Regions from separate parts of the Homo sapiens genome. Here all the other regions are linked to region 1. A link is a loop called in an ENCODE intact Hi-C map of the cell type or tissue named here. Cell type or tissue: OCI-LY7. All regions are shown on one strand. Each heading gives the region's core, and the rest is flanking DNA. Links, peaks and the distances in the headings are about the cores only. Region 1 has its middle 8.8 kb from the start of RFK. Region 2 overlaps PRUNE2 (prune homolog 2 with BCH domain). Region 3 overlaps PRUNE2 (prune homolog 2 with BCH domain).

The links. Hi-C counts contacts between places; a loop is a spot of excess contacts. Peaks named below come from ENCODE experiments on the same cell type or tissue, not always from the same donor. Only the 100,000 strongest peaks of a DNase experiment are listed, where the experiment ranks them.
Region 2: it touches region 1 in a loop (5-fold over the local background); 20 of 110 quality-filtered maps call a loop at or near these places.
Region 3: it touches region 1 in a loop (1.9-fold over the local background); 20 of 110 quality-filtered maps call a loop at or near these places.

The regions. Positions count from the first base shown.
Region 1 is chr9:76,399,995-76,406,386 of GRCh38, forward strand. It overlaps a transcript of GCNT1 not described here and the pseudogene RPSAP9. Among named protein-coding and RNA genes, the nearest start is that of RFK, 8.8 kb to the left of the region's middle. RefSeq lists an enhancer at 1,979-2,273. In OCI-LY7, for the core only: CTCF peaks have their summits at 2,161, 3,490 and 3,693; DNase peaks (open chromatin) are centred at 2,117 and 3,487; H3K4me3 peaks cover 462 bases; H3K27ac peaks cover 1,475 bases.
Region 2 is chr9:76,655,671-76,662,062 of GRCh38, forward strand. The region is part of intron 9 of PRUNE2 (prune homolog 2 with BCH domain); the gene reads right to left. LOC105376095 (a long non-coding RNA gene) reads left to right here. Exons shown (of 12, transcript XR_007061586.1): 11 at 1-1,095. Among named protein-coding and RNA genes, the nearest start is that of PCA3, 110 kb to the right of the region's middle. In OCI-LY7, for the core only: CTCF peaks have their summits at 3,113 (motif pointing left) and 3,314; a DNase peak (open chromatin) is centred at 3,081.
Region 3 is chr9:76,640,667-76,647,058 of GRCh38, forward strand. It overlaps PRUNE2 (prune homolog 2 with BCH domain), which reads right to left. Exons shown (of 19, transcript NM_015225.3): 12 at 4,073-4,243. LOC105376095 (a long non-coding RNA gene) reads left to right here. Exons shown (of 12, transcript XR_007061586.1): 7 at 1,528-1,620; 8 at 1,779-2,012; 9 at 4,052-4,313. Among named protein-coding and RNA genes, the nearest start is that of PCA3, 120 kb to the right of the region's middle. RefSeq lists enhancers at 2,905-2,954, 2,965-3,074. In OCI-LY7, for the core only: no CTCF peak of the experiment used is centred there; DNase peaks (open chromatin) are centred at 2,915 and 3,265; H3K4me3 peaks cover 395 bases; H3K27ac peaks cover 548 bases.

The DNA of each region.
Region 1 (6,392 bases), core at 560-5,559:
TGATTCCAATTATATTACATTCTGAATAAAACTATGGAGACAGTAAACAGATCAGTGGTTACCAGGGTTTGGGGAAGTTGGAGGTCGGAGGGAGGGATGAATGTGAAGCACAGGGGATTTTTAGGGCAGTGAAACTATTCTGTATGATACTGTCCTCATGAATATATGACATTATGCATGTATCAAAACCCATAGAACTATACAGCAACAGCAGCTGCCAACCTAAAACTGCTCTAAAAAGTAGAGTCTATTAGTTTTTGAATAATTAATCTAAAAATTTCTGACTTGGAGTCTGACATCAACGTTCACACCTTCCACACCTAAATAGTTACCAAGTCTCTCCCAATCCATTTTTACCCCTCCTCCCACTGAATGCAAGCCATGACCCCTTACCTGCACAGGTGTAGCCAACTCTATTCTCCCAGCCTTAGATTTGACACTAGTCTCTCTCTACTGCTTTTTCGTGCTGCTATAACCTTTCAAATGCCAATCTGATCAAATCACACTAAAAGTCATGTTCTGCTTCCCTCTGTCTTAGGATCAGTCTAAACTAAACCATTGTTCACAGATTCTCCCTATCACACTCCTCAGCTCCTGCCTCTACATTCTCTACCCAGAAGCCCTAGGGAACTTTACCAATTCCTCTAACTCACTCTTTGGACTTCATATAAACAGGCTTCCTAGCATGAGACAATGCTACCAGTAGGCCAGAGAGCAAGGGAACCCTGTGAGTCAGGTATGCTTGACAATGCCTTCCAGAGAGGTGGGACTTGAGCTGGAGCCTTGGGGCATGTGTGAATCGACTAAACAGAGAAGAGGAAAGAAAAATGTCTAGCTAGGGAGAGTTCCTGTGATCATATTTCCAAGAAAGGGATGTGCAGTAAACAAGCCAGAACTACTAAGCTCTACTGAGAGGTGATAGAGCTTAGTAGTAGGTAAGGGGGACTCTGGCTCTTACACCAGTTTCCTGTCTGTGAGAAAATAATCACCATAGCACCTCATAAAGCATTTGAAAGATTTAAGACTTAATGCATGTGAAGTAACTAAATCAGTGTGTAATGTGTAGTAAGCCTTCTGTATTGGCTGTTATGATGATGATTACCTGTTGGTCTGCTATAGAAAATTCATTATAACTGGACTACAGTCCAAATAAGCTGGCTGAGTGTAAGTGTCTTCAGAATTCTACCTTGGAAAACAGACATGTAAAATTCTACATAAAAGCCCAATATAGAAAATAAATAATGTTTTATTTATTTATGTATTTACATATTTATTTTAGAGATGGGATCTCGCTATGTTGCCCAGGCTAGAGTGCAGTGGCTATTCACAGGCAAGCTCATAGCACACTATAGCCTCGAAATCCTGGAATTAAGCCATCTGCCTGCCTTGGCCTCCTGCATAACTGGAACTACAGGTGTACACCACCATGCCATAAAAACAAGTGTTATTTTATAACCACAAATGTATTTGTGGTTCAAACTCATAAAATTTACTTCATGTAGTACAAATTTACTCAATAAGAACACATTAATGAAGTTTACAGTGTAAAGAAAGAAAACTAATTTTTTTCCTCACCCCTAATGCGTTGTTAGAAGGGACCCCCTGTAACAAAAAACAGATTATCAAAGCAAGAGCAAACATGTTTATTATCATGTATATTTTATATGTATATGGGAGATGCCCAGGGAATGAATAATTCTCAAAGAGGTGACTCAGACCTCTAGCTTATATAAACTTCAATAAAGAACATTAAGGACCAGCACAGTGACTCACTGCTATAATCCCAGCACTTTGGGAGGCTGAGGCCAGAGGATCCCTTGAGCCCAGGAGGTTGTGGCTGCAGTGAGCCATGATCATGCCACTGCACTCCAGCCTGGGTGACAGAGCAAGACCCTGTCTCAAACAAACAAACAAAAAACACACTACATTTCTAAAGAAAGGACAAGACAGAGGAAAAGAACTTTGAATCTCTGGAGGTGGCAAATTGTGGGAAGGCAAAATAATGATAGATGAAGTCCACTTAGCAAAGCTTATTAACGTAGATTCCTCTTGTGCCATCTCCAGCCAGATGAGGGCTACAGTTGTCTTCAGTGGTTAACTTTTGTCCTTCCGGGTACAGAGGGAAGAAGGGCACCTTTGTCTTTGTAAATCTGTGTCCTGCCACTAGGTAAACAGAGGAGAGGCAGAGAGCTTTCCTGTATCTGCTTCCTCCCACTTGCTCTTAGCTTAAAAATTTTTTTGTCAAAGAGGCATATTTTTTGGTTAACACATCCAGTTTTCCTTCAACACTCTCAACTACATCCGAATTTGCTTCCTATCACTGTTTGTACTGTTGTATCATATTAAATTCAGAAAACATATTTTAAAATAACATTTTGAAAACTAAATTCATAAAAGACATTTTTAAATGAAATGTGCTTTGAATATTTAGAACCTTTTGAAGCACACAAATTGTAAATTACTCATCTGGTCTAACATTGTTATTTTGCACCAAAAAAAAGCAGACTGAGAGCCTACGACCTACTAAACCCAAAAGAAAACAGAGAGTCTACAAAATGCTGAGAAGCTGTCCATCCGTTTGACAATGGACCTAAGATCACCTTTTCTGAAAGAGTTAAGTGATCTCCAGGTCTGTCTGCTATATGCAGCTGCCTCATAATAACCCATAATGAAATGTTTATTTGGCTGATTTTTTTTTTTTTTGAGACAGTGTCTCACTCTGTTGCCCAGGCTGGAGTACAATGGCATGATCTCGGCTCACTACAACCTCCACCTCCTGGGTTCAAGTGATTCTCCTGCCTCAGCCTCCTGAGTAGCTGGCATTACAGGCACGCGCCACCACGCCCGGCTGATTTTTGTGTTTTTAGTAGAGACGGGGTTTCACCCTGTTGGCCAGGTTGGTCTCAAACTCCTGACCTTGTGATCTGCCTGCCTCGGCCTCCCAGAGTGCTGGGATTACATGCATGAGCCACCGTGCCCAGCCCTGATTGTTTAATAAATACACCGCACATATGGAAATGGAAGGTTGTCAGTAGTACTAATAAACAATTCTTATACCTATATGGAATGTAAACCAAATTTTGTCAACTTCTACCCACATGAGACACTAAAAATATCTCTGGAAAATTAGATTCTAATGTCAGGTCAGGCCTGAAAACCAAGAGCTTACCTACAATATCAAATGTTTTAGAAAAAGGTATTCCTTCCTTCATCCATTCATTCACTGGCTGCTTTAATAGGGTCCACTCCAAATCAAGGGTGTGATGATTACTAATTTTTAAAAATCGATACTCCACAAATATTTGAGTACCTACTGTTCCTTGTGTATTTCCTGTATGGCTTTTTGATTTTTGTTTTTTGTTTTTGCATTGAGCAAAAATTGCTTGTATTACAGGGGAAAAACTATGCAAATGCAATGTTAAATTCTCACCACCAAAACCAAAAGCACTACAAGAATTTCATTCCTCATGCATCCACAAGATGGCATATTAAAATTTTGCTTTTTACTGACATGAACCTAGAACTGCGGTGACACATGAAATAAGAACTGCAAATGGAAAATGAAAGTTAGGGAATGAGGTTCATCAGGCCCTGTGCTAGACACGGGAGGATTCTGTACTCAGAAATGTTTGGCCTGCTCATTGCTTCATGTGCTTGGATCTGGTTCTTTGGTGAAGCATGGCTACTGCATTCTATCTTCTTCCTCAATCACAAAAGATAAAAAGACTGTCTTAATTTAGAAAGTTAATGCTTTTTGATGTTTCCTTTGAATATATGTTTCACTATAGAAGAAGAAAATGGAGAAAGAGAAAAAGGAGGAGAAGAGCACCTAGAATTATAGGCAGAAGAATTCAGACTTCTTTCCCATTAAAAAATTGTTTTTAATTATACATTTGGTGCAATGATGGTATAGGAGATAAAGATGCTAAAAATTTCTGAGACGAAGAAGAAGGAAAACTTTCTAGGACACTGGACTCTTTTCAGAATAATGAGTAAATATGTCTGAGATTCTGGAGATGAACTTTGACCTCTGTTCGGAGTAATTCCCCTTCTAAGGCAGGATTTACTGATAGTGAAATTAACCATTCTTTAGTGTCCATGACAGCCGTCTGTCTTATGTTCTCTCAAATTCATGATACCTTTGGAATGTGACCGTGATGGCAAAAATATAGGTGTTACCAACAGTAATTACATATAAAATTATTTCAGTTTGTCTTCAAAATTACTGGTGTTTCCCTCCTTTTTTCTCACAATGATGATATAAAATTTTAGGAATTTTTTTTAATTTTAGAATTTTTTTTCTGTCCAATATATAAAATAATACAGCTACTTAGAAAATTGGTCTAATCTGCTGATGTGTCAGCATGAACTATATATTTAGAAGATGAAAAATAAAAGTGTGTAGTGGGGTGGTGGTATAGATTGGAAAATTATTACCAGCTGAATAAAAAATAGTAGGCTAAATTAAAAATGCTCCCAAATATTTTTCACTCCTTTTATTGAGAGGGGAAGCCCATTTCCTCTCCCCACTAAAACTGACCTGGTTGTGAAATTTGACCAATAAAATCTGGCAGAAGTGATATCGTGTAACTTCAAAGGTGTGCTTACAGAGAACTGTAGCAACTCTGTGATAGGCTTTGAATGCTCTCTGTTAGAAGCTGGGCATGATATAAGTCCAGCTACCCTTCTAGAGAAAGAGATATATGAAGAGAGGCCTGAAGTATCCTGGACATTTCAGTCTCAAATGAGCTCCTGGAAGGAATACTGCTCAGGTGAGACCCAAGCAACCCAGAAAATAATTTGAAATAATAGATTATTTTAAGTCATCTTTTTTTTTTTTTTAAACAGAGTCTTGCTCTGTGGCCCAGGCTGGAGAGCAGTGGCGTGACCTCAGCTCACTGCAATCTCCACCTTCCAGGTTCAAGATTCTCCTGCCTCAGCCTCCCAAGTAGCTGGGATCACAGGCGTGTACACCACCATGCCTGGCTAATTTTTGTATCTTTTTCTAGAGATGGGGTTTTGCCATGTTGACCAGGCTGGTCTCAAACTCCTGGCCTCAGATGATCTGCCCGCCTCAGCCTCCCAAAGTGCTGGGATTACAGGCATGAGCCACCAGACCCAACCCAAGTCATCAAATTTTGAGGTGGTTTGTTCTACAAAAATAGCCAAACCAGCTAGTGAGCTCTGTTTTGCCAATACTTTTTTCCTTTAAGTAGACTTTTTTTAAAAAGCAGTTTTAGGTTCACAGAAAAATTGAGAAGTACAGAAAGTTCCCATATACTCCCTGACCTTCAACACACACACACACACACACACACACACAGGCTTCCTCACTATAGACATCCTGCACTAGGCACTAGAATGTACATGTTACAACTGATATATGTGCATTGATGTAATATCACCCCAAGTCTGTAATTTACATGAGAGTTCACTCTTGGAGTTATACATTCTATGGGTTTACACAAAGGAATACCGACTTGTATCCACCATTATCGTATCATACAGAGCATTTTCACTGTCATAAAAATCCTCTGTGCTTTACTTATTCATCCCTCCCTCACCCCTAATCCTTGACAACCACTGATCTTTTAACTGTCTTCATAGTTTTGCCTTTTCCACAGTGACACATAGTTGGAATTATAAAAGATGTAGCATTTTCAGACTGGCTTCTTTCACTTAAAAATATGCAGTTAAGTTTCCTCCACGTCTTCATGGCTTGATGGCTCATTTATTTTTAGCATAGAATAATATTCTATTGTCTGTGTGTATCATAGTTTATTTTCCTATTCTCCTATTGAAGGACGTCTTGATTGCTTCCAAGTTTTGGCAGTTCTGAATAAAGCTGCTCTAAACATCAATCTGCAGGTTTTTGTGTGAATATAGGTTTTCAATTAATTTGGGTAAATACCAAATAATACAATTGCTGGATCATGTGGTAAGAGTATGTTTAGTTTTATAGGAAACTGCCAAACTGTGTAACAAAATGACTATACCATTTTGCATTCCCACCAGCAATTAAGGAGAGCTCCTGTTGCTGCACATCCTTGCCAGCATTTGGTGTGGTCAGTGTTCTGGATTTGGGCCCTTCCAATAGGCCTAGAGTGGTAATTTGCATTTCTCTGATGACATATGATGTGGAACATCTTTTCATATGCTTATTTGCCATCTGTATATCATCTTTGGTGAAGTGTCTGTTCAGGTCTTTTGCTTATTTAAAAACATCAGACCAGATGCAGTGGCTCATCTCAGCACTTTGGGAGGCCAAGGTGGGAGGATTGCTCGAGCCCAGGAGTTCAAGACAGCCTGGGCAACATAGTGAGACCCTTTATCTACAAAAATATTTTAAAAATTAGCTGGGCATGGGTGATATGTGCCTGTAGTTCCAGCTA
Region 2 (6,392 bases), core at 483-5,482, 260 kb after region 1:
TTATGGTAAATGAGAAAAATGGACACCAATTTCACTTGCTTACATCAAGTCACTTCTGCTAGCTCACTTAATAAACACACACCAAGTGGGAAACTCAGAAATAGGAAATGCAAACAACTAATAAAATATACTTCGGGGACATTTAATATATATATATTTTTAACAACAGGGTCAATATATGTGCTTTGTACACATCTCTTACTCTGTAAATTTGAGTATTTTAATTAAATTCCCATGGACAGAGGGAGAGCATATTCTGTTGATCTCAGTTTTCATTTGTAAACTAGGGATATACACCTACTTCACCACGTTGTTTAAAGATTAAGCTACAAAAGTAAAGTGCCTAACACTCCTGAGCAGGCATAGACTGATGTTATTTTTCTTCCTTTTTTGAATATTTAAAGAGTCACTGTGAATATATGTTGGTGAAGATGGCTCTGGTCATGACTTCCCACCTCTTGTTTCTAATCAGTGCTGAGCCCACAACCATCTGTATTAGCACATTTGGTAAGAAGTGTAGGGAAACAGGAAATACCAAAGGCAATTGTGACGAATCTATATGTTCTTCTAAGAAGCTGACCACTGTTCACGATAAATTTCTCTTGATTTATTTTCATCCCTGGACCTTTGTTCAGTAAGACCCCATTTACCATAATATATATTTCTTCTCTGTGAGTTTCACGTAATTTCATTCACCTAGGGTGAGTCCTTATGATGTGGGCACTAACCTAATTTTAAACATGATAAACCTTTATGTTAAAGTTCTTAATTTAGTCCCCTTCTGCCTCTCTTACTGTACTTTGCACTATGTAACGCTGGATCTACCAAACCTTTGGAGTTTAATCTGCTTCTCCAGGATGCAAGTCAAATCCCCTACTGTCAATAAAGCACTATGATGAAAGAAAATAATCTGCACCCTTAGCGATTACTGCATTTGCTTCATTTATTCAACAAATATCTATTAAGTGTCTACTATGTGCCGAGGATATAGAGGAACAAAACAGACCCGTCTCATTCTCGTGGTGGAGTTGGGATGATGGAGCTAATACAATGACCCCTACCTTCAAAAACTCAGTGCTGCTCCCCTGGATAGAGGTAAGTGCCTGTGTACTTACCTACCAACTCCTGAGACCCCTTCAAAAGCTCAGCATCAGGGAGTTTCTTTGTCCACATTCTTCCTGTGGCTTTGACCCTGTGTGTTCTCTAAAACTAGACCTGTGCCCTGGTAGCAAAGGGGCATGCAAGAGGTTGGCATGTAAGACAGACAATAATGTATCAGCAGGAACAAGACAACCTGTGCCAAACAGAGATACACTATGATAGGTGGAATCAAACCACGTTATTCAGCAACAAAGATTGGGGAGGTATGCAAAGAGAAGATCTGCACCAGGCCCCAGTTTTGAAAGTCCTAGGACCTAGAGGGACAGATGTCTGGGTATCCCATGATCCTGCAGTTTTTGGAATTCCTTACAATGATCTTTGTCATTTTGTGTGTTCTCCTTGACATCAAACTTCTCGTACCTGTCAAGTAGCAAAATGCTGCTATTAAGAGCCACTGGGTTTAAATCTTAGTTCTACCACTTACTATGTTGGATTGAATTATTGAGCCTGAAATATTCTAAAGGCACATGTACATTATTTTTCTAGTTATCTGCCTAAGAGTCAACCTTGAACAAAAATAAAGATATCAGATTTCTATCTGCCTGACAGAGCACACAGGATGTGGGCCTTGGCATCAAAATAAATATGATGGTTTTAAAATAGATAGGATCAGCTTAAGTTTAATAGATTTTTTTAAACAATTGTGAATTATGGGCAACATCATGGAATAATTGCAGGAGTCCTGCCTGGATATGAGGTTTTAGTTCTGAGTTATAGTTCTGCTGCCAGTATCAACAAGCTGATTAACTCTGAGAAGATTAGTTGGCCATTTCTGTGATTTTAAAAGGGGATAATACCCAACATCACAGTGACTGTGGAGAATAAATACAATCCAAATAAAAGTACTCTGTAAGTCATAAAGCACTGTCTGAGTTTAAGGTATTACATACCCTCCACTTAAAACATAGTACAGGAGCAGTGGTTTAATTAAAGTATGTGTCATGGTTGGACAAATCATAATTAAGGTCACTATAATTTGGGCATTAGTCCAGGTAAAAGATAATCTTATTACTGCACAAATCTCCACAGAGCCTAGAAATGCTCCTCAACTCATTGATGTTAGAAAATAGAGCCTTTGCCTCTAAGTGCTCCTTTTCAACACAAAGCAGAGACCCTATGAAGAAGGCACAGATTTCTTCCCCCTGTGTTAGCATGCACCGGGGGAAGAAAAATGCTGAAGGCTGTGATCAGCGGATGACCCAAGGAGAGAGATTCACACAAACCCATGGATATTAAAGAAGGCTAGGCCGGGCGCAGTGGCTCACGCCTATAATCCCAGCACTTTGGGAGGCTGAGGCGGGTGGGTCACCTGATATTGGGAGTTCAAGAACACCCTGACCAAGATGGAGAAACCCCATCTCTACTAAAAATACAAAATTAGCTGGGTGTGGTGGCGCATGCCTGTAATCCCAGCTACTCGGGAGGCTGAGGCAGGAGAATTGCTTAAACCTGGGAGGCAGAGGTTGTGGTGAGCTGAGATGGTGCCATTGCACTCCAGCCTGGGCAAAAAGAGCAAAACTCCGTCCCACTCCCCCCCAAAAAGAAGGCTATAGGGACATGTTAGAAAACCCCTGGGACAGAGGGAAAGCTGAGCCAGAATAGCCTAGAAGCAAATCTAAGAGAAACCCAAGTCACGCTCTTTGTAAATACTTCAACCACATTCATACATTAAGCCCATAAACATTTGCAGAAATGAAGTGGCCAAACAGCAGTTGTTGACTAAGCAGGACAGCAGTTTTGTGATCAGTAACTGAAGCCTCTCAAGATCTGTTAGGTAACAAACCAGTCCAGTGTAAAGGTCTGTATTTTACTTTATCTATCTGTAGCCTCTACTTAATTTTGAGTTTCTTTATACAGAATGGAGCTAACCAAGAGGTTGAGGGAGTTGTAAACACAAGTCAGGCTGTACTATGGCTGAAACAGCTACATGTCTCCATCTAGAGGATGTATTAAAACTGCTTCATGGTTTCTTTGCTGGATGGTACTGTGACATTAACACCATGTGTGTTAGAAGATCAATGTATTATGACATATTGATCTTCACCAAGTATTTCTGGCTCTCTGCCTTTTGAGTGCATGGTAGTATTGCACTTTCCTGTCCCCTTTGAAGTTAGGGTAGCCACATGACTTGCTTTGGCTAATGAAGAAAGAGTGGAAGGGAGAGATGTCGCTTCTGAGCAGAAGGCTTAGGAGCAAGCGTGTGAGGAGCCACATCCTCTTCCCACATAGGTGGCTGTGGAGGGGCTCGGCCAGGCTGTGTCCCGAGTGCCTCTGATGAGCAGAGGCCTCGATGAAAGCTTGCTGGAAATGTAAACAAGAAATGAACTTTTGTTGTGTTTTGCCCTGAGATATTGTAGTTATTTGTTACCACATTACGATCTAGCCCATTCTTACTATATAGCTGGCCTTTATTGTTTCAAAGGGAATATTTGACTTATGCTATGCTCAAAAATTTATTTCCTGATTTGGGTAACCAATTTTCCACATTCTTAGCCCAGATTCATATTGACAGTAAATATCTTTACGTCTGGATTGCTAAAGCATCAAAGCATATAGGAACAAAAAGCTTGAAAAGACACTGAATGCTTTTAAATATTCTATAAGACTGAGTATTAATATATCACCTTTAGGGTTTTTGTCATAGCCTTTAATCACTTGCCAATTTACTTAACATTTTCTTTAGATTGACTTATTTTATTAAGGTTATTTTGAGAGGAATGTTTGTATCACTAGTGTACAGGTTGAGTATCCCTTATCCAAAATGCTTGGGACCAGAAGTATTTAAACCTTCCGACTTTTTTGGATTTTGGAATATTTGCATTATATACTACAAGTTGAGAATCCCTACTCTGACGATCTGAAATCTGAAATGCTCCAATGAGCATTTCCTCTGAGTGTTGTGTCAGCACTGAAGAACATGAATTTTGGAGCATTTTAGATTTCAGACTAGGGATACTCAACCATTATATGTAAACTTAAATCACTCACGTAAAATAAATGGTGAGTGATTTAAGTTACATAAAATAAATAACATATATAGAAAAAATTAAATATAATAAAAATAAAATAATACTATTAAATTTAAGTTAGAAACCCCTGGAATCTCACTCAGAGGTTTTTCCTCTTTGCTAAAAGAGAGATGTTAGGAAGTGTTGGCTAAGTCTGACAAGGTGTAAAGCCATGTATCATTAAAAATACAAGAAATGCTATATGAAATAGCATACTCCAAAAGTTACTAATACATTTCCAAGCTTAAAAAAATAAGATTAAGTCCACAGGTGCCAGAAATAAAGAGTTATTATAGAAGGCTGATAAAAACCTAGCACACAGGGTTCTTGCACTGGACACAGGACTTAGGGTCTCACAGCATAAGGGACCTCCTGGTGATGGAAGAAAGGCCTAGACCTGAACTTCTATATAGGGCTCTGGACCTTCAGGAACTTTCCCCTTAACAAAAAGGGGATGGAAAAAAACTCTCTCCTCTGGCCTTGGAGGTTTTGGGTAGAAAATAAAAAGCAACCAGTAGGAGCTGGAGACACTAGCTGTGGGCCGCTCATGTCTCAATTTATATTACCTGAATGATGTAGAAATGAATCAAGAAATTAAGATGAAAATTCATCTAGGATCACTGAACACCTAGGACCCTAGGGTTCCAAAAGAATCAGATGTGGGCCAGGCACGGTGGCTCACGCCTGTAATCCCAACACTTTGGGAGGCCGAGGCAGGTGGATCATGAGGTCAGGAGTTCAAGACCAGCCTGGCCAAGATGGTGAAACCCCATCTCTACTAAAAATACAAAAATTAGCCGGGTGTGGTGGTGCACACCTGTAATCCCAGCTACTTGGGAGGCTGAGGCAGAAGAATCACCTGAACCCGGGAGGCGGAAGTTGCAGAGAGCCGAGATTACATCACTGAACTCCAGCCTGGGCAACAGAGCAAGACTCTGAATCAAAAAAAAAAAAAAAAAAAAGAAAGAAAGAAAGAATCAGATGTGAAACCACTTGGTAGTGCTTACTTCTACAAGCAAGTTTCACTGGAAATCCAATTAGGTGCAAGAAAAAACTCTCTGAAAGATGAGCTCATATAAAAAAACCCTATAAACTACACTTGGGAAAAATACTTTGAGGCATTTCCAGGAGATGCAATAAATAGAAAAATTAGCAATAAAAGTAATAAAATAAAAGAATAGCATGAAAGAGGCCATAATGATTAAAGAATAATATCTAAACCTTTGTTGTGTTAAACCACTGAGATTTGGGGTTGTCATAGCAGGTAATGTCACCAAGACCTCAGTAGCCATTCTGCTTAAAAAAGAAACATCTAAAACATAATAATGCAGAAGTGTTGACAAGAAAGTGGTATTTTTAAAAAACAGAGAAATACTAAACACAAGAAAGCATTACAATATTATTATTATTTATCATTATTGTTAGTATTTTTTGGTACAGTCGTCCAGGCTGGAGTACAGTGGTGCAATCTTGGCTCACTGAAGTCTCCACCTCCTGGGTTTAAGCGATTCTCCTGCCTCAGCCTCCCAAGTAGCTAGGATTACAGGCACCTGCCACCATGCCCAGCTAAGTTTTGTATTTTTAATAGAGATGGGGTTTCACCATGTTGGCCAGCCTGGTCTCAAACTCCTGACCTCAGGTGATCTGCCTGCCTCAGCCTCCCAAAGTGCTGGGATTACAGGCATGAGCCACTGCACCTGGCCAGCATTACAGTATTAATGCCCAGCAAAACAGACTTCAGAAAAGGCATTATTAAGGCTAAAGAAAGTTATTATTTAGTGATACAAGGAATAATTCTTCAGAAGATGTAATAATTGAGAGCCAATGTGTTCTTAACAACATAGCCTCAAAATATGTAAAACAAAAATTGAAAATACATTATAAGGCAAAATAAATTTCATGGGGTAAAATCTGAGTATACCTCTCAAGAATTTATAAATTAATTTGAAAAGAAATATATAAGAATATGGCAGATCTGAACAATGCAGTAATATAGCTTGATCTAATGGAGAGATCTGCAGTCAATAAAAACACAGTTTTTTTTTTTTGAACTCACCAAAACTTACCATACGTGATGTCTCATAAAATACCAAAAGTCAACATCACATGTACTATATTCTCTGACTTCGGGGCCATACCTCTAGTTATCAATCACAAAAAGTCTCCAATCACAGTTTGGAGACTAAAAAACACACGTGTAAGTAACCAAACAATAAAGCCCTG
Region 3 (6,392 bases), core at 824-5,823, 240 kb after region 1:
ACAAAAATTGCTTGTTACAATAATTTCATTTCTGAAGATGCATAATTAAATGGAAATCCACAAAGGATATGGTGGCTTAGCTATACTAATCCTCATACCGCACAGATAAGCAATTCATCCTCAGCATGACGAAAAGACAGACGTTCATTAAAAGAGACAACAGACATAATGAATCCAACTTAAAAGCAAGAAAGCATCCTTTCAAAAGCGTTTTTCTAAATGTAGCAATCTGGCTCCAGAGTGTTACAGTAATTTCAAGATCATGACCACTCAGTTACTTTGATTTCTTTCTTTATTTCCATGAACTTCTAAGAAATTTTTTTCGAAAGGGAAAGACTGAGGTTTATAAACAGTACTTCAGATGTCATTTTAAATGGCAGTTCAGCTCACTGTGTAAATGCTGTCTGCCCTTGGAATGTTGCAGCGTCATGTTCATCCAAGTTTATTTAACTAAAGGAATACTACGGGATCAACCTACTACTTCATGATCGCTGTCTAAGTAAGAAATGTCTCGATATAAAAAGTATGGAAATTTATAAATGAAAATGAAAATTTATAAATGAAAATGTGTTATTTTGGGCAGAGAAGCTTTAAGAAGGGAAGAAGAGGCAAAAAGAGCAGGAAGAAAGTAGCAGGAGAGGGGATAATTAAAAGAGGGAAATAAAAGAAAGATTTCCACATGAAAGTTTTCCTCCAAAATCAAGAGCCAGTGCCGTTGGCAGGCTTGGGAGATATTTCAGGTAATACTGTAATTTTTCTATAGCTGCTTCCTGCTAAAAAAAGTTTAAATTTAAATTTAAAAAATCAGATAATACTATAATTGCAAGCAAAGTGCAATAACTAGAATGCATAGGATCAATCACTTTTTGCCCCTCCCAGATACCTTGAAGGGGTCAGCTAACCCCTCAATTTCTATTCTCAAATATGCAGCTTACTCTAGTAAAGTTTCCTGTTGGCAACAGCATAATTCATTTGAAGTCTGGTTTTTAAAACATTTCTTTCATTAGACTTTCTTCTCAATAAAGGTGAGGTGAATTCAAGGTGTATGTGCTGGGTGGGGTGCATGAGCAACCCCCCCCCAGGAGTCTCCTGAGACCCTCTGAAGCAAGGACGCAAACCTTACCTGAGTGACACAGACAGGCATGAAAGGGATGTAACACAAGTTTGCTGGCCAGCAATGGAATGGAGACAGAAGGAAAGATGTCACAGTCGCAACCAAAACATACACACACACACACCAGCCAGCAACTCTTCTCCTCATTCTTTCCAGGGTCATTTGTCCAGCAAGACTTCAGAGAAGGTTACCTGAATCTCCTATAATGAAATAAGAGAAGTAAAAAAAAAAAAAAAAGAAAAGAAAAAGAAAAGAAACTCCTTGTTAAAATTACTTGGCATTATTGTTCTCCATTATTTAAATGGGTTTCTCAGCTCCAAGTTCAAAAAAAAAGCCAGTTCTAGCCTCAGAGGGACCCCGTACTGTTGGCTGAGCAAAACCATTCAAACCCCTCTTTGCTTTTATTTATGCAGATGGCAAGGATATTGCTGTTGGCTCATAGGATGTGAACAGTGGTGTTGAGATTACCCTCATTTGGCTGATGATGTCATTGAGGCCCAGAGAAGGTAAGTAATGTACCAAGGTTACAGACTAGTAAGTGACAGAGATGGGTTTTGAGCCCCATTCTTCTACATTGTGTGCAATAGCTCATATCAAGGTCACTAAAGCTGAAGACTGAATTATTTATTCAAATACTGCCATCATGCACCAATATTCTCAACAGGTAGGACACCTGGCAGGGCCTGGCTTTGGGGCTAACTTCTGCAGCTCTTTTGATTGCCCCCACCTTACAGTTTTTGGCACAGAGCACTGTGTAGCTGGCACTTCTCTACTGGCCCGAATGAGAAAACTTCCTCAGAGCAAAATGTCAAGCACCAAATAAGATTCATGTTTACTGTGAAGTGATTGCTGCTTTTTAAATGCTTATCAGAAGCCGAAGGACAAACTCAGTAGGTTGGTAAGTAAGGAGATTTTTCATCATTATGGTCTAAGAGAGTGCTGTAAACTCCTAATGTGGAAGACAAAGCTTTAGCAAATTCAGAAGTAACATCTGAAGTATCTTTACCTACAGAGCACAAAAGCTGTTCAGGGTGTAGGAAAAGGTGGCATCTCTCTAAAGTTCCGGATGGGTGCAGCCAGAGGCACATTTCATGCAGGCTGGTGCCTGGAGAGGGCCAAGGCAGGGCTGGGGAGAGGGGAGGTGGCCTTCTCTTCAAAACAAACCAGACAGTCACACAGACAAAAACTGAGCTTGCGACACAGAATGGAGACGAGCAAATGGCAAAGGGAGGAGGTGGCAGGGACGGAGAGCACAGCAAACCAGGTTAGCCCTGAGGGCTCAGGTGAATTGTTACAAGACTGTGACAGGCAGAAGCAGTGGCTTTTTCCCAACCATCAGTGCACTGATGATAATCATTCTCTCCTGATTCAGACAACAGCCCACCTAAAGAACAAGCAGGCGAGTCTACTGGAGTATTAGCAGATAACTAGCCCTAGAAGAGCAGCAGGACCATGAGCTTCCTTTCAACACAGGGACTCTGCATTTAGGAGCTGATGTTTATAGGGCTTATCACTGGGTGACTTTGATGTGACAGACATTTTAATTTTTTAATACTTTTTAAAATGAACACAGACTACTCTTACAGGCAGCCTTTGTTTTGTTTCTATTTTCAAAAAGAAAACAAACCAAAAATATCTGATGGGTGGTGCAAAGGAGATGTGACCTGGGAAGATGGGGAAGATTGAGTGTTCCTCTTATGGTTTTCACATAAAAACAAAAGGGTTGACTCTACAGCCAGCTGTGTGTCACTTGCAGCAAGATGGGGCCAACTCTCATTCTGAAGGGCTACGGGCATGATTTCCCTTAGAGGAAACTGCTCCTGACCCCACAGCAGCTCTCAGCGGGGCATATTTCCATTTCAGGTCAAACAGTAAGGCAAGACAAAGAAAGGCCATGGCCAGGGCCAGGGACTGGCATTCACCTTTGCTACAGTGGTCAGGTTCCCTGGGTGGTCCTGATACTTATGTGGGGGTAGCAATGTATGGGATGGAAGGTGAAAAATCTGCTGGCGGAGAAAGGTTTGATTGAAATAACAGATCAGCCTTCTGCTTGTTATAATAGAAAACAAAAGCAGTGTTTTGAGGCAGTGCTAAGACTCTCATTTCCCTGTCCTCATTAAGGAAGAGAGAACTGAGAGAGCAACAACTGCCTTGTCAGCTCACACTCTTTCTGAACAGCTGGGTGGTTACAGTGGCACCTCAGGCTCGGGAAAGGAAGGCACGCAGCAGAAGAATCAAAATGCTGTCGAGGTTTTCTGAAGTTGACAATGTTAAATGTGTTGCTTCCACTCATCTGACTTTTTGTGACTCCCAAATTAATCAAGGCCACATATGCTCCAGGAGCCCTCAAGAAAGTGCTGGAAATACAAACACACTTTTCTCTCTCCCTTGTCTCTCACCAAACAGGTGGAGGCTTTGACTGGGGTTGGCTGTTGTCAGGCCTAGATTTAATGTAGTTTACTAGTTTACAGAAAGGCAAACTTCAGTTAGGGGAAACAATTACCAGGCTAAGTCTAAAAAAAAAATCCCCAAAGCTTCTGAAGAGGATTCAAAAGGCCATTTTGTAATGAGAAGCACCTCGGGGGTAGTGTTATGACACAGGCCATGGTGTCACATACTCTGTTCAGTTCAACCGTACAATGGACTGATAAGAATGCCAAACAGACATTTAAATTAGACAACTATGACTTTCAATAAATTTGCACAAGATGATCGCTATCAGATATGTAGCATGAAAAGCCCGTTTTATATTGGAAAGTTGTCTTTGCCTAGTAGGATTTCAAATGTTTATTGAATTGAATATGAGGAAATATACTTAGCTCTATAGTTCCCTGAATATTGGCTCTAGAATAGGGTCTTTGAGATGTCATGTTCCGGAGAAGTCTAGACTCACTTCATGATTTTAAATAAAATGGCTGCCCCTTCCCCATTTCCCAGATTCATGCTGAGCTCGACTACCTCCGTGAGAAATGACTCTCCTGTAGGGCTCGATGACCTTCATGTCAATGCGCTGCTCTTGTTCTCCAATGACCACTGTCCTCCAAAGCCGGTTGTCCTCCCGTTCCTCTTCGGCCGTATATTCTGGAATAGACTCTGACTCTTGGCCAGAATCTTTGTTGGCTGTGGGATCTTCTGGAAACAAAGCACAGAGCAAGGCTGAAGGAGCAAGACCTCCACAGTGCAGCTAAACAGCCAAATGGTAAGCTTTACAATACAGTACTCCTACGGGCAGCCTTTGTTTTGTTTCATCCTGCAGAAACAACCTGATCAAAGTCCTTGTTTTGTACAGCCTTTACAGAGCTTAGCACTATCCTGACCATATAAAGTACACTCAATGAAGTCTTCTTTTATTAACTGAACAACCACATCCATTGCTAAGGCCATGCTGAGGGGGAGACTAGGTGCAAAACTTAAGCTGTCTTGCATGGGTAGTGGTCCAAGGACCAACTCATCCTTGATCAGGGTAAAGAAAGATTGCAGGTCTTTCTAATGGGGTGAAAGGCTGTGTACTAGACTCAGAAAATCTTGGGGTTTTGGGGCCACATCTCTTCAGTGCTCAGAGTCTTTTGGGGCCCTCAGCTTGGAATCGTGATGATACTACAAGCCAAGACTCCTACTCTAAGACTCTTACAACTGGGCTGAGCCCCCTATTGGGAGCATATCTGGACATAAATTTGATATTACTTTCTATGTACTGTTTCAAAATATGCCACACCAAGACTTTATAGTGAGAAACAAACAACTTTGTAGACCAGAAATGCTCCAAGACCCCAAATGCACAAGACTCCCAAATTGATGGGTGCATAAGACAATAAAAAAGCCTACTGAGCATCCTCTGGGAAGAAATTTACTCTTGTGCATTTAAAAAAAAAAAGTAACCATTTTTATTAAAAAAATAAGCAGCAATTGTTTCCATTTTTACTAGAAGTATTAGTAGAGCTTAATGATGGTTATTCTTTGTATGTTTAAGTAATCTGAAAGAAAAGATTATTTATAACCTTCACAATAATTCCAAGACATTATCATTCTTATTTTTCCATTCCTGGAAAAGCACCATTGAATTTACACTGCATTTCACTTCTTTCTATGGCACTTTGATGATAATAACAGCACTATTGTGTTAAGTATTGACCTTGTACCAGGTACTAGTTGGTATTAAAATGGTCATTATACCATTATATTATTATACCATTGGCATTATATGCAAAAACTGACTCTGAAGTGGTTTGCCTCAGATCACAGTTACTAAACAAATATAGTCAAAACCTTTACCTTTTTCAGCCCTTCTAATCTACCACATTGTACCTTGAATGTGTGATTCTCTTTCTTATTTATTTTACAAAGAGACTGTGAGTCCCCTGGGCTAAGAAACTGTGCCTTGAATAACCTTTAATATTCACTTCCAGCAACCCACTCCCTACTTAGCTTACAAACTTACTCAGAGCACTCAAAAACAATTGGGAAGGTGGGTGAGTAAATTAAGAAAAACTTGGATAGTTTCCTGGAAATGGAGCTAATCTGTAAGGAAGCCACAACACTGCCATTATGTTCTGGAAGAATCTGCAATTATATATTCAGAAGTGTCTAATTACCAGTGACTTAGATAGCAAAATGAAGTTCGGTTGGGAAGCAATCCTAGCCTTTTTTGCCAACACCAACAGCTACCACCACCTACAGAGCCTTGGCTCACTCTGGCTTCCACTGTGTTCCCACCAGCATGCGGCAGCTTATCAAGGACACAGATCATAAACCACTGGCTTCAGGCCAAGCGTCGTGTCCCTTGTGCAAATCCACCCATCTCTTTGGAATCCCTTCCTGCTTCTTCCTTCCTACATGGGTTAGGACCCTAGGATGCTAATCTTATATCCCTTCCTGGAACTCAATTTCCCATCTGGTCTCTACTCCCCCAGAACTCTGGATTCTGAAGCAGGTTTGTATTCTGATGCTCTTGTACACACCCTCCTTTCCCTCTAGTGAACTTTCCATCCACCAGACCCTCTTCATCCTGTTTGGTACCCTCTGACCTGCTCTAGCTTTACCCTGGTCATCTCTGTGGGGTGAACGTAGGGTTGTTTTGTTTTATTTTCTGCAAATTTTATTAAAATTCCCTTATGTAAAAAATTTTTGATTGGGTGTGGTGGCTCAAGCCTGTAATCCCAGCACTCTGAAGGCCAAGGCAGGTGGATCACTTGAGCTCAGGGGTTCAAGACCAGTCCTGGGCAACATGGCGAAACCCAGTCTCTACAAAAAATACAAAAATTAGCTGGATATGTTGGCA